Linked DNA regions of Homo sapiens: regions 1 and 3 are each linked to region 2. The links are chromatin contacts, found by Hi-C or POLR2A ChIA-PET in ENCODE. All regions are on one chromosome and are shown on one strand. Each heading gives the region's core, a stretch centred on a gene start or an enhancer-like site at or near the end of the contact. The rest is flanking DNA. Distances are from core to core; before and after follow the strand shown. Region 1 holds the start of KCNN4 (potassium calcium-activated channel subfamily N member 4). Region 2 holds the start of BCL3 (BCL3 transcription coactivator). Region 3 holds the start of GIPR (gastric inhibitory polypeptide receptor).

Region 1 (2,700 bases), core at 78-2,577, 970 kb before region 2:
CTGACCAGGGCTGGAATGTGACGGGAGCCTGCTGAGACCTGCCCTGACCCCACTTTCCCCTTTCTTCCCTACTCACCACTCATCTTCGGAGTCAGCCCCTCTTCCCCAAAAGCAATCAAAACCCCCTTCTCCTTAAGACTCAGGAATCCAGGACCCAGCCCCCTCCTCTCCTGGTACCTAGGAGTCCAGGCCACTGTAAGCCTACCTCTCCACTATTTCCCTGACTAATCAGCATGCAGATTTGGGGAGAAATTGAGCTTGTTAACAGTGGAGACTGGGTTGGGGTTGGTGGGGGGAGGCAGGTCGGGGGAGAGGTTTGTTTCCCATTTCCCATCCCCACCCCCAAGGCAGTTTTTTCTGTCCTTTGCATCTAAGGCACTGGGTAAACATTAGAGGTTAGACAAGGACCAAAGAGCTGCCGCCTACTGGAAGAACTTTGTCTTTCCTCCACTCTCCCTTCACCAAACCTGGGGCTACCTCTCCCCTTATTGGCTCTTGGGGGGCTTGAGTGTCTGATCAGCCACCCTCTGGCCTCCAGGGGTCCTGGACCTCTGGCCGTCTAATGGCAACATCTTCAAAGACTGAAACACTGAAACAAATATTCCCTTCCTTTTGCAGAGAAGGACCCCAGCAACTGTCTCCTGGGAGCACCCAGGAGTCCCAGCCAAAGCCCCTCCTCCCTCAGACCCAAGAGTCTAGGCCCCCAACCTCTCCTCCCTCAGATCCAGGAGTCCTGACCCCCAGCCCCTCCTCCCTCAGACCCAGGAGTCCAGACCCCAGCCCCTCCTCCCTCAGACCCAGGAGTCCTGACCCCCAGCCCCTCCTCCCTCAGACCCAGGAGTCCAGGCCCTCAGTCCCTCCTCCCTCAGACCCAGGAGTCCAAGTCCCCAGTCCCTCCTCCCTCAGACCCAGGAGTCCTGACCCTCAGCCCCTCCTCCCTCAGACCCAGGAGTCCTGACCCCCAGCCCCCCCTCCCTCAGACCCAAGAGTCCTGACCCCCAGCCCCTCCTCCCTCAGACCTAGGAGTCCCAGCTCCCAGCCACCATGCCCCACTCACCGAGCACCCCCCGAACCACAGCATCTCTGCATGCAGCACCATGAGTCCAATGCCAGTTCCTGCCAGCACCAGTGCCCAGCCGGCCAGAGACTTCTCCTGCTCCAGCAAGCGCTTTCGGCGTCTCAAGGCCCCCAGGCCAAGCACCAGATCCCCGCCCATGGCCCCCGGGGTCTTGGGGCTCAGCCAGCTTCCTGCCCAGGGTCCCCCACCTCGCAGCACGCACAGGGCAGCCACTGTGGCTTGCAGGTCGTCAGCCTGCTCTGCTGGCTCTGGGACTTTTGCTCTGAGGCACAGCAGAGCCCTGTGCCCTCTGGGGAGTGGTGACGGCCAGGCAGGGCGGGGAGGGGCAGGGGAGGCCCCAGGGTAGGGGGAGGCTCCCCAGCTCCCCCTTTTGAGAATAAGGAGGGGCTAGGGTGTGTCTTGGGGCAGAGCAAGAAAGAGACGTCCATCCACGTGGATAAAGACACACACAGACACACGATGGGCTTTGTCACACACAATGGTCTGTACTTTGTGACACACACCTCTACTCACCACACCCAGACACCGAAGGACACTCCACAGCCCAAGACGGAGACTAACACACCAGGGCACACAACACAACCTACACAGAGTGACTCACAACTCCCAGCAAGCTCTGAAACCCACAGCCACACCCAGACACCACACACATGGTGTGACACACACCAGCACTTAGCAAGCAGGCAGTATCCCGTGGCACACACAGCCACCCAAACACCGTCCACACACAGGCACAAATATTACACTCAAAGTTGTCACAACTTTCTCTGACACAAAGAGCCACACCCAAACACCACAAATAGGACGATGCACAACTGTGGCCACACAAACACAACATACACCAGGTGTTACACAAACACACAATATATATTAAAGTAGTGACGCCCTGATGCCACACACCACACACCGACACAAACACTGTGCAGTCCCAGTTTCCTAAACACTACACACCCTTGGAACGAAACCCAATACGTGTAGACACACAACATTTAGGGACATACCTATAGTAGCCCCCAATCACCCAGAGCTAGAGAATTGCACATACATTGTGGCGCCTGTTGACTCGAACACAAGTGCTCGCAGTGATGATTCAAAACACGCACTGATTCAGCATGCTCTGATGTGTGGTGCGATTCAAATGTATGGTCAGAGGACAAGCTGAGTGGATGCATGCAGAGACCTACAAGGTACAGCGACACACGGAGAAACCCAAGAAGCACATGCCTGAAGCAAGATGATTCTGGTATATTCTGGCCACACAGGACAACATCCAGGATGATGCCCTGGGGGAAGGGGATGGGGTTGGACCTTCATAGACCCCAGTGCCCAAATGCAACATACGGCTGGGTGCAGTGGCTCATGCCTGTAATCCCAGCAGTTTGGGAGGTTGAGGTGGGAGGATTGCTGGAGCCCAGGGGTTTGAGACCAGCCTGGGCAACATAGCAAGATCCTATCTCTAAAACAAGCAAAAACAAAAAAACAAACGCAACATACACCATCACCTCTGAGCCATGAGCCACACCCAAACATGACATACAATACCTCCACACAACCCAACACGTTATATTCCAACATGCGTGGCCACACAACAACATACGCGGAGTAATACACCAGCACACAGT
Region 2 (2,700 bases), core at 197-2,696:
AGAGACAGCAACAGAGATGGGGAGACAGAGACAGAGGGCGGGGCAGGAGACAACCAGAGGGAGGTCAGGCAAGTTTCGAAGACAGAAGGAGACCGGGGGAGAGAACCAGAGAGACGCCGCGTGCCCCCTGGGCAAGTCCGGGGTGCAGCCCCCATGCCCCGCCCCCTGTGTCCCCAAAGCCTCCCTCTCCGCCTCCTGTGACTCAGTGACCCGGACTCAACCCCAGCGGCTGCCCCGCCCCCAGGGAAATCCGGGAAAGCCCCGGACCTTCGGGGCCCCACCCCGGGGCGGGGAGAGGGAGAGGAGGGGAGGAGACGGGGAAGAGTCCCGCCTCCCTCCTCCCTCCCTCCCATCTCCAGCCTGAGTCATGCCCCCAACCCGCCTAGCCTGTTCCCCACCCATCAACCCCTCCTCGAGGTGGGAGGGGAAGTCGGGGGGAAGCCAAACTGCTCCCCGCTCCTGCAGCACCGGCCTCGGTCGCGCTGACTCTGGCCTGGTGTCCGTGTCTCTTGCTATCTCTCTTTCTCTCAAGATCTCTGCGCCTGTCTCCATGTCTCTTTCTCTCTGTGCACCTAGGATTTTCCGAGCACCCACCCCGGTGCCCCGCGGGCCCCGGCTGGGGGCAGGGCCCCCAACGAGTGCAGAGACACAATCAGTGGAGCGCTCCCCACCCTCACCCCACCCCCAGCCCCTTTAGACCCACAGCTGATGAGGCACGTGGAGTGGCAGAGATGGAAGAGGGGAGGGAGAGGAATCGTTCCTGGCCGCCTGCCGAGTGCCAGTCCCTGCCCCGGGTGCGTCTCTTCACTCCCACTAAGGAGGAAACGGCTCAGAGAGGGGAAGTGTTTGGCCAAGGTCACCCAGCGAGTAAGTGGGAACCGAGATTCCAAACCCCGTCCCAGAGATGCCAAGGCCTCCTGAGAGACAGAGAAGCAGACAGCAACTGAGAGGCAGAGAGATGGTGACAGACACAAAGAGACAAAAGAGAGAGACAGAGACGGAACAGAGCACACAGAGACAAACGCGGGGTTGCGGAGAGAAACACCTACTCAGACAGGAGAACCAGAGAGACAGTTACAGACTCAGAGATAGAGATGTTGAGAGATAGGGCCAGAAAGACAAAAACAGAGGCAGAGAGAGCGGCCCTTGGCAGCAGGGGTGGGGACACCCCCCCACCCCCCGACCCCGCCTCCTCTCCCCCCACCCCTCCTTTCCTCTCCCTCCCCCGCCGAGGCCTGGCTGCCCCAGGCGCCGCGGGCCGGGAGGGGGCAAGCGGGGCGCGGCGCGGGCGGGGCGCAGGGCAGGCTGCACCTCAGAGCGGCGGGAGCAGCGGCGGGTCCAGGAAACCCCTGGGGCGTACGGGTGGCCCCGGGGGGGCCGGGGGCGGGGAGGCGGGCGGCCGGCACCGCCCCGGCCGACAAAAGTCCCTTCAGTTCAGCCGGCTGCAGGGGAAGTCCCGGCGCCCGGCGAAACCACCCTCCCGTGCAGCCGAGCCCAGCCGCTCTCCGGCCGCCGTCCCCGGCGGCCCCATGCCCCGATGCCCCGCGGGGGCCATGGACGAGGGGCCCGTGGACCTGCGCACCCGGCCCAAGGCCGCCGGACTCCCGGGCGCCGCGCTGCCGCTCCGCAAGCGCCCGCTGCGCGCGCCCTCCCCGGAGCCCGCCGCTCCCCGCGGCGCTGCGGGCCTTGTCGTCCCCCTGGACCCTCTGCGCGGCGGCTGCGACCTGCCGGCGGTCCCCGGGCCCCCCCACGGCCTGGCCCGGCCGGAGGCGCTTTACTACCCCGGTGAGTGGCCCCCGAGGGTCCGGGCCGGGTGGGATCCACACAGAGCATAGGGTCACCAGAGCCAGGAGGCAGAGCTTGAGGCACAAACCGGTGTCTCTCCAGGGACCTGGGGGACAAGAGGATATAAGCCCAGGTTCCAAGGATATAGATATGAGATCATCGGGGAGCCAGTAAGCTGTGCCTTGGGATCTGGGGATTTGGGGACCCTGGGGGGCAAAGCCCAGGGGCTGAGTGACGTGGGGGGGGGGGGGCCAGGGACAATGCCCAGTGGTACAAATATGGGGGTGTCAGGGAATCAGGGCACAGAGCCTGGTATCCTAGGGGCAAGAAAGTACAAGCTCTTAAGCCAGATGTGTAGCGTTATGAGGAAGCTGAGCTGGGCTGGAGAAACTGGGGTTCCCTGTATCCTGATATTATTAGAATCAAAGGGAGTCAGGGTAACAGAGACTGGGGTTCTAAGGAGACAGATACTGAGGATCTCAGGATGTCACAATCTCAGGAACCAAGATATCTGGAGACATGGGCATTATGAAAACAGAGATGGGGTTCTGAGCACCCCAATATCTGGGATCACAAGGATCCAAGGAAATGAACCAGAGCTCCAGGGACCCAGATACCAGGGGGTCTTGAGGACCCAGGAGAACAGAGACCCGGGTTTCTGGGTACTCAGTTATGTGGGGCCACAAGTGATCAGGGTCCTATTTGAGGTCAAGATCAGGTGGGCAGAAGGGATCAGGGGACTGAGGATCCTAAGATTGGGTAATTCTGAGACTTTGGGTAATTTAGAGGCAGGATGAAAATTTCAGGGGTCTCCAGACAGAAAGCCTCAAGGCCTCAAGGCCTGGTATTGGAGATACGAGGACCTGGAAACTTGGGAGTTCAAGAACAGAGGGCCCACAAGGATCAGCAGATGAC
Region 3 (2,700 bases), core at 201-2,700, 920 kb after region 2:
AGGCCGAGGCAGGAGGATTGCTTGAGGCCAAGAGTTGGAGACCAGCATGGCCAACATGGTGAAACCCCATCTCTACTAAAAATACAAAAATTTTAGCTGGGTGTGGTGGCACACACCTGTAGTCCCAGCTACTCGGGAGGCTGAGGCAGGAGAATCTCCTGAACCCTGGAGGCGGAGGTTGAAGTGAGCCAAGATGGCGCCACTGCACTCCATCCTGGGTGACAGAGTGAGACCCTGTCTCAAAAAAAAAAAAGTTGAAATTATTTTTTAATAAAATGGTGGGGCATGGTGGCTCATGCCCATAGTCCCAGCTAGTCAAGAGGCTGAGTTAAGAGGATCCCTTGAGCCCAGGAAGTGGAGGCTGCAGTGAGCTATAATTGTTCCAGTGCACTCCACTCTCATAAATAAATAAATAAATAAAATGTAAAAAGGATTGTATGGGCCGGGTGTGGTGGCTGTCGCCTGTAATCCCACCACTTTGGAAGGCCAAGACATGTGGAACACCTGAGGTCAGGAGTTTGAGACCAGCCTGGGCAACATGGTGAAACACCGTCTCTACTAAAAATACAAAAATTAGTCGGTTGTGGTGGTGTGTGCCTGGAATCCCAGCTACTTGGGAGGCTGCGGTGGGAGAATTGCTTGAACCCAGGAGGCGGAGGTTGCAGTGAGCTGAGATCATGCTTCTGTACTCCAGCCTCAGCAACAGAGGAAGACTCTGTCTCAAAAAAAAAAAATTCTATGTCTGCGAGTAACCACACAACTGCATACTGCGTATATTTATTTCATGACAATCCTTCCTTGAACCCCTGCTCTTAACGATTTTGGGGACCCAGTGGTGACCCAGATGTCCTGGCTCTACCCTCCTGGGCCACACAGGCTAGCAGGGCAACAGTGTTTGTGATGAAACCCGGTGATTGCGTGAATGTGTGGGTGATTGACAGTGTTGTTGGAACTGTGAGACACTGTGAGCGTTACTGTGTGTGTGCAGGAGTCCATAGCCCTGGGTACATGACTGTGTGTCACAGTGGATGACTGTCCACCTGTGAGTGAGAGACTGTGGCTGTCTGGGTGTGACCATGGGACTGTATGGGTGTGACTGAATGTGTGACTGTGTGAGTAACAGCTTGTGAGGTTCTGTGACTGTGCCTTTCCATGGCTCAGCCTATGGGATTGTGTGTGACACTGCATGTTTGATTGAGTGACTGAGGCTCTGGGAATGAGTGGCGGTGGGGGCGGGTACCTGTGGGTGGGACAGCATGAGAGATTGTACACACTTGGTGCAGGGGTCCTCAGGACGATAAGGACAATTCAGTAACTGCCCTCCCTCATGACCTTGATGACTGCCCCCTGCTCGGCTCTCTGCCCCAGAGCTCCCCGCTTCCGTTCCCTGTCCCGCCTTGGCCCCGCCCCCTCCCATCACCCCGGGCTGCCAGCGCCTGTCACCTCTCCCAGAGCCGAGACAAGGCAGTTGGAGGCAGCGGTGGCAGGGGCTGCAGGAGCAAGTGACCAGGAGCAGGACTGGGGACAGGTGAGGGCTCCCCAATCCCAGCCCATTCTCCCTGCCCCCCCTTGACCTCTCAAGTCTCTGGCACTCTCCCTCTCTGCTTCTCTGCCCTGCCTTTGTCTCTCTGTCTCTGTGCCCACCACCATCTCTGCTCATCTCTGTCTCTTGATGTCTCTGTCTGCGTGTTTCCATCTCTGGTTAGCTGCTAGATAACTTCTCTTTCCCCTGCTCTGTCTCCCTCCACGTCTCTGCCTCTTCTTTGTCTCCTAGCCCACATCTGCGTCTCTTTCTCTGTTTGTTTTTCTCTGGTCTCTGGCTGGGGGTCTCATTCTGTCCCTCCGTCTCTGCGCCTCTCAGTCTTTACATTTCTGTCTCTTGTGTCTGTGACGCCGTTGTCTGTCCTTCTGAGGCTCGACCTGAGATCCTCTCTGCTTCCGTCTTTCTCTACGTGGAGCCGCGGGGGCGCGGGTGAGTGGGTGTCGGGCGTTAGACCGATTTCCAGGCATCTGCACATCTAACCCCGGATCTGTCGCTTCTCTAGTCCCTAAGTATTTGGATGCTGGGAAAGGGTTGTTCCACTTACTCTGGGCTTTATCTACCCCCAGCGGGGAAAGTTTTGTAAGGTCAGGTTCCTATGTGTGCTAGAAAACCCTTTGGGCTTGGAGAGTGGGAGCTCGGATGGGCGTTTCAAGTTCTCCACCAGGCTGTGGGAACTCAGATGGGCGTTTCAAGTACCCCACTAGGGGGTACTGAAAACCTTCAAGTTTTTCAGTTCCCCATAGAAAAGGGGTCTAGGCTGACGGTTTCTACCCCCTCCTCTCCAAGGCGGTCCCCGGGTTCCCAGGAGTCTGTAGGTCCAGACTTCGGTGACACTGACACTTCCGCCCAGCGTAGCTCTAGGGCAACCGCCCGCTCAGCAAACACCCCCCCCTTCCACCTTTGCTGCCCCAACAACAGTCAGGGGAGGCCGGGGAATCACTTAAGGGGCCCCGCCCACCACCGGAGTTCCACCCACTCCGCGTGCCTCTCCCTCCCCCCAGATCATCACGCCTGGGAGTTGCGGGAGCGGGTGCGCTGCCTCGGAGTCCCGCGTGTATACGGCTCCCCAGCCGTCTGCCCCTGTGTGTGAATCCCTGAGGCGGGGTGACGCTGGGGTTGGAGTAGGAGGGCAGAGGTGCTGACCTTGCCCTGGGACC

The links. Hi-C counts contacts between places; a loop is a spot of excess contacts on that map. ChIA-PET counts read pairs that join two places held with the same protein, here RNA polymerase II (POLR2A). Pooled maps may share reads with other maps.
Region 1: a map of naive thymus-derived CD4-positive, alpha-beta T cell shows a loop between it and region 2 (7-fold over the local background). The contact joins the promoter of KCNN4 here to the promoter of BCL3 in region 2. A Hi-C loop is called at or near these places in 1 of 168 maps with a recorded cell type or tissue (naive thymus-derived CD4-positive, alpha-beta T cell), 2 of 37 single-sample maps with no recorded cell type and 6 of 50 pooled maps.
Region 3: a map with no recorded cell type shows a loop between it and region 2 (7-fold over the local background). The contact joins the promoter of GIPR here to the promoter of BCL3 in region 2. A Hi-C loop is called at or near these places in 1 of 37 single-sample maps with no recorded cell type and 1 of 50 pooled maps. POLR2A ChIA-PET finds 5 or more read pairs at or near these places in 3 of 52 experiments (A549, H1 and activated T-cell).

The regions. Positions count from the first base shown.
Region 1 is chr19:43,779,646-43,782,345 of GRCh38, forward strand. KCNN4 (potassium calcium-activated channel subfamily N member 4) reads right to left here and starts at 1,328. Exons shown (of 9, transcript NM_002250.3): 1 at 1,058-1,328. The coding sequence starts at 1,216. RefSeq lists enhancers at 1-215, 574-703 and a silencer at 1,310-1,579.
Region 2 is chr19:44,747,262-44,749,961 of GRCh38, forward strand. BCL3 (BCL3 transcription coactivator) reads left to right here and starts at 1,447. Exons shown (of 9, transcript NM_005178.5): 1 at 1,447-1,785. The coding sequence starts at 1,530. RefSeq lists silencers at 16-495, 556-685, 1,096-1,685.
Region 3 is chr19:45,666,771-45,669,470 of GRCh38, forward strand. It overlaps GIPR (gastric inhibitory polypeptide receptor), which reads left to right and starts at 1,451. Exons shown (of 14, transcript NM_000164.4): 1 at 1,451-1,528. RefSeq lists a silencer at 1,336-1,495 and an enhancer at 1,876-2,155.